Regions from separate parts of the Homo sapiens genome. Here region 2 is linked to region 1. Evidence: read pairs that join two places in POLR2A ChIA-PET (ENCODE). Cell type or tissue: PC-9. All regions are shown on one strand.

What was found. ChIA-PET counts read pairs that join two places held together with the same protein. Peaks named below come from ENCODE experiments on the same cell type or tissue, not always from the same donor. Only the 100,000 strongest peaks of a DNase experiment are listed, where the experiment ranks them.
Region 2: POLR2A ChIA-PET joins it to region 1 with 6 read pairs; 1 of 35 experiments calls an interaction of 5 or more read pairs at or near these places.

What each region holds. Positions count from the first base shown.
Region 1 is chr17:50,439,298-50,441,797 of GRCh38, reverse strand. The region is part of intron 1 of ACSF2 (acyl-CoA synthetase family member 2); the gene reads right to left. Among named protein-coding and RNA genes, the nearest start is that of ACSF2, 14 kb to the right of the region's middle. In PC-9, no CTCF peak of the experiment used is centred here; DNase peaks (open chromatin) are centred at 487 and 1,137; H3K4me3 peaks cover 981 bases; H3K27ac peaks cover 2,362 bases.
Region 2 is chr17:50,061,049-50,063,548 of GRCh38, reverse strand. The region is part of intron 1 of ITGA3 (integrin subunit alpha 3); the gene reads right to left. Among named protein-coding and RNA genes, the nearest start is that of ITGA3, 6.2 kb to the right of the region's middle. RefSeq lists enhancers at 396-896, 897-1,397. In PC-9, no CTCF peak of the experiment used is centred here; DNase peaks (open chromatin) are centred at 948, 1,728 and 2,478; H3K4me3 peaks cover 2,226 bases; H3K27ac peaks cover 2,500 bases.

The sequences.
Region 1 (2,500 bases):
TGGAAAATGTCTAATACACTGTAGGTGATAAAGCAGATTTCAGAAAAATGTGAGCTGATGTTTATTGCTGTGTCCTCATGCCAGCTCTCTTCAAAGACTCTGCATGCCTGATCTGTGATCTTCATAACCACTCCCTGACCAAGATACATACCCATTTTACAGATGAAGGAATGAGGCTCCAAGAAATGCAGCACCTCACCCAAAGCCACAGAGCATGTAAACAGCCAACCTGGGATTCAAACCCAGGACTGCCTGGCTTCCAAGACCCCAATACAATACAACATGAATCTTTTCAGAGCCCTGTGACTTAAAAAGGACCGCCAGGCCAGGCATGGTGGCTCACGCCTGTAATCTCACCACTTTGGGAAGCCAAGGTGGGCGGATCCCTTGAGCCCAGGAGTTCGAGACCAGCCTGGGCAACATGGTGAAACCCCATCCCTACAAAAAACACCAAAAAAATTTAGCTGGGTGTGGTCGTGCATACCTGTGGTCCCAGCTACTGGGGAGGCTGAGGTGGGAGGATCACCTGAGCCTGGGGAGATCAAGGCTGCAGTGAGCCGACATCGTGCCACTGCACAGCCTGGGTGTCTCATATGATTCTCACATTACTCTCAGATCATTTCTTTTTAAGGATGAAGAAGCAAGTAGTTCATTTTCTTAAGGTTCTGACCCTGATGGGTGGCAAATCTGGACCCTTTTCCAAGAGTACTACTCTTTACTCTGCAGCCCATCCACATCCTGCCCTGGGGGCCCTGCAGGCTGACGGGGAGCCGTCTGAGTGCCTCCAGTCCATGGGGAGCCCCTCCCGGGATGGCCCCTTCAGCAGCTGCCCCCACTAGGCCTCCCACTTGGCAGTCCTTGAGCACACACTGACTTTTCCATCTCCTTGTGGTATCTGATTCTTTTTCTTTGCTGCCTCTTCTCTCATTGTTCTGCTCTTGTGAGCCAGCTCACCTCTCCTGGCACCAACCCATAGTGGCTCTGCACCCTACCTGTGCAGCCACCTGGTCGGACCCACCTGGAAAGCCTTCTGCCCCAGCATTAGCCCTGCCCAGCCCAGCCTTGCCTACCAGCAGGAACTGGACAGAAAACACGAGCCAGCTGGTTCAGGGCAATGCAGGTGAAATAGCTGTGGCATTCTGTGACACTCAGGGCTGGCAACTAAAGTCGGGGGCTAGAGGTCACTGGGCACAAAGGATTGCACAGTTCTGACATGGTCATGTAGAGACCACAGGCAGAGCTGGGCTCTGAGGGAGCCACAGTTGGCAGGGAGGATTGCAAATGCCTGGGCAAACAGGTCTGCCATGGAGAACATAAGAGGAGAAGCTGTTTGTTTTGCCTCCTGTTACATATTACCTGCTGGGTAGAGGTTCTTGGAACCTGGGCCAGAGGTTTACAGGTGGACCCTGCCCCTGTCGGGGGGTGGAAATGCCTCAGGCCCTGGGCAAGGCCTCTTCAGAAGCCACTGGGGAGGGAGGATGAAGGACTCAGAACCTTGATTTGTGAGGGGCCCAGAGACTGCAGGAACAGTCCCCATGCTGAGGCCACCCCCTGCTTCCTGGGGAGGGTGCCATACTAGCTAGCCACCAGTGAGGCTTTCAAAATTAAATTGAAAGCAATATCCTGTTTTGTTCCAAGCCATGGACTGGCCTCTGCTCCTTACCCCCCATGGGAGGCTGGTCCCTAGGTCCACAGAGAAACATACATCATCAACAAGGCTAAAAGACAAGCAACAGCCTGGATTTATAAATTTCATTTTATATATGAGACAAAGGATTAATATTTAGCCTGTGTTTTAAAAAACACAAATCAATAAGGACAAATAATCTCACACAATAAATGGGCAATGAATAGGAACAGAACAGACACAGGAGACATTACCAATAAACATTTTAAAAGATGCCCAATCTCACTGGTAATCAGGGAAGTATAAATTAAAACCACAACGAGATACTCTTTCACCCCCACCAGAGCGGCAAACTCTTTTTTTTAGCAATAGTGTCTATGTTGCCCAGGCTGGCCTCAAACTCCTGGCCTCAAGTGATCCTTCCACCTCAGCTTCCAAAGTAGTTAGGACTACAGGGTCGTGCCACTGAGCCCAGCAGCAAACACTTTAAAGTCCAGCAATGCTAAATATTTGCAAGGATGTGGGAAAATAGCAAAACTTGGTTGCTGCTGGTGGTCACAGTAGCACAGTCTCGCCAGGGCAATACCTAAAAAAGAACTCTTCAGCACAGCAATTTCACTGCTAGAGATATAGTAATAGCATGGACTGCTATACAGCAGGTAAAACCAATAACTTAGATCTACAGGTCTCAACTTATGTCCATCTGAGATGAATAGATCTGTAACACACATACTACTGTATGAAAGAAGAAAAGAACTATGATACTATTTTTGCTGAAATTATAAAAGCATAATAATGCTGGACACGGTGGCTCATGCCTGTGATCCCAGCACTTTGGGAGGTCAAAGTGGGAAGACTGCTTGTGCCCAGGAG
Region 2 (2,500 bases), 380 kb after region 1:
TGGCCTTTGAGATGAAGGTAGACCAGAAGAGAGCAAGATGAGGAATCCTGGCAGAGAGTTCAAATTCTGGGGGTTCAGAGGGGAGAACTTAGGGGACTGGGTTGTCAGAACGCTGGGTTTTTCCTCCTGAAGCCATGTGGAGACTCAGATCTTGGAGACCTGGGCCCCTAAGCGACCTGGGTGATGTCCAACATCCTTCCCCAGTTACCTTAAGACAGGCACACAGGTAGGGGTTGGGATAAGTACCTGACACTTTGGACAATGTGGCCCCAGAGCAGAGTTCCCAGTGGGTGGGCAGCAGGTGGGGAGGGAAAGGGCTCTTGCCTTGCTCCCAGCCTGCCCAGAATCCATCTTTGGGGATGCAGACAGCAAGTTCCTGCAAGGATGCTTAGGACCCTGGCAACCCGTCCCATACCAGAGGGGTGGCTGGAGCAGAAAGAGGCAGGGGTTGGCCCTGAAATGCCATCTTAGAGGACAAGCCTTGGGCCATCAGAAACCCCGGGGATCTTTGTTAAAAAGGTAGATTCCTCTGCCCACAACACACCATCTGGTGGAATCTGGTGCACCCCAGTTTGAGAACTCAGTTTTAGCAGATTTTCTCCCCACATCACCTCCCTGCAGCCTCTAAATGTTCTGCCAGGAGCCCCTGCTCAATCCTGATGGCCCTGGCCTTCTCGGGTGGCAGGCACCTCCCAGGTGCCCCACCATTTGGCCCCAGCAACTCTATCACTCTACAGCTCCCAGCTCAGAACTTGGGCTCTGGGCCTCCTGCCAGTCTGGAAGTGCCAAGCAACAGCCACGCCTGTAGCTTCTGCCTGGGACCTGTGAGTGTGGGCTACAGGGAGTGGGCTGGGCAGGGCAGGGCAGTGCAGGGCCTGGGCATGCCAGGGCCTGGGGTATCTCCACCCACTGGGAGTCAGGAATGTACTGCCTGCGGGTGCTGGGAAGGGGGTGGGACCTTGCCTATACTTCAAGACAACAGCTCAGACCTCACCCTGGGGAAGTGTTCCTGGGAGAAGGGGTGAAGCTTCCTGGCCAGGGAGGCTGGCAGGGGGCCAGGGTGGCAGCCAGGCCTGGAGAGTCACTTCTCTCTGGGCTGGGAAGGCCTCGATGAGTCCACTGCCTGACCACCCATGGACATCCGCTCTCTGGCGTGCCTGACAGATGAGAGAAGGGACCCACAGCCTGCGGGAAAGGAGCATCTCAGCCTGAGAACCCACGGACCTGGGTCTAGGGTTTGTTCTGCCTGAAGGGGCAATTTCCTTTCCTTCTCTGAGCCCTGAGTGCCCCATCTGTAAAATGGGGGCAGCCCCTCTCCTGCTGACCTCCAGGGTTGCTAGAGGAACAAATAGGTCTATTCTACAAAAAGGTGTTCTGATATGAAGCCATAGCTAATGTGAGCATTGTTGTTCCGATTTGTTGTGGCATCAGGACTGGTCTAGCATGCCTCCAGCCCTCCCTCCAGGGACCCAGGAATTTCTTTTTTTCTTTCTTTTTTTTTTTTTTTTTGAGACAGGGTCTTGCTCTGTCACCCAGGCTGGAGTGCAGTGGCACAACCTCGGCTCACTGCCACCTCCGCCTCCCGGGTGCAAGTGATTCTCCTGACTCAGCCTCCCAAGTAGCTGGGATTACAGGCATGCACCACCACGCCCAGCTAATTTTTGTATTTGTACTAGAGATGGGGTTTCGCCATATTGGCCAGGCTGATGTCGAACTCCTGACCTCAGGTGATCCACCCGCCTCGGCCTCCCAAGTTACTGGGATTACAAGCGTGAGCCACCGTGCCTGGCTGGACCCAGGAATTTCTGCCCTGGCATGTTAGGGAACCTGGAGCAGAGGGAAAAGAAGAGACTCCTTTGGTGGTTTAGAGAGATCAGCAGGGAGACATAGGAAGACTTCCATGGCTTGAGGATACCAGGTGATCACTGGGGTCAGGGTGGGAGCGCTGGCAGCTAGAGTCACTCTACAGCGGGGGCTCAGATCTGGCTGGAGGTGGAGGTTGGGAATTTTCTACAGTGACACTAAGGGGTCCGGGCCTCAGTGGGAGGCCGGGCCTTGGGCACGCCTGTAATGGAAGTGTTGCCCCCTTGTTGCTGCTGCTGCCCTGCCCATGTTGTCATACAGGAGGCAGCTGAGCAAAAGGGTCTCCATGCCCTCCCAGCCCCCTCAACTCAGCCAGGAAGGGGCTAAGGGACTCCCTCCTCTGAACTTCCCAAGGTACTGAGCAGGCAGAGCTGGGCACGCATGTCAATCAGATTGAAATACTTCCCCTTACCACCAATACCCTCCTGCCTGTTGCCTGGAACCAGCCTTATGCCTACTGATAGAGGGCAGGGCAGGGCCAGTGCCCTAATCCCAGCCCTACATCCCAGGCCCCTCCCTCCTCAGAGATTCCAGAGTGAGCCCCCGCTTCACCCCCCCAGAGTATTTTTAGCTTCCACTTGGCCCACTCAGAGGCCCTTTAAGGCCCTCTGGCTCCCAGCCCAGGATCCAATGGGTC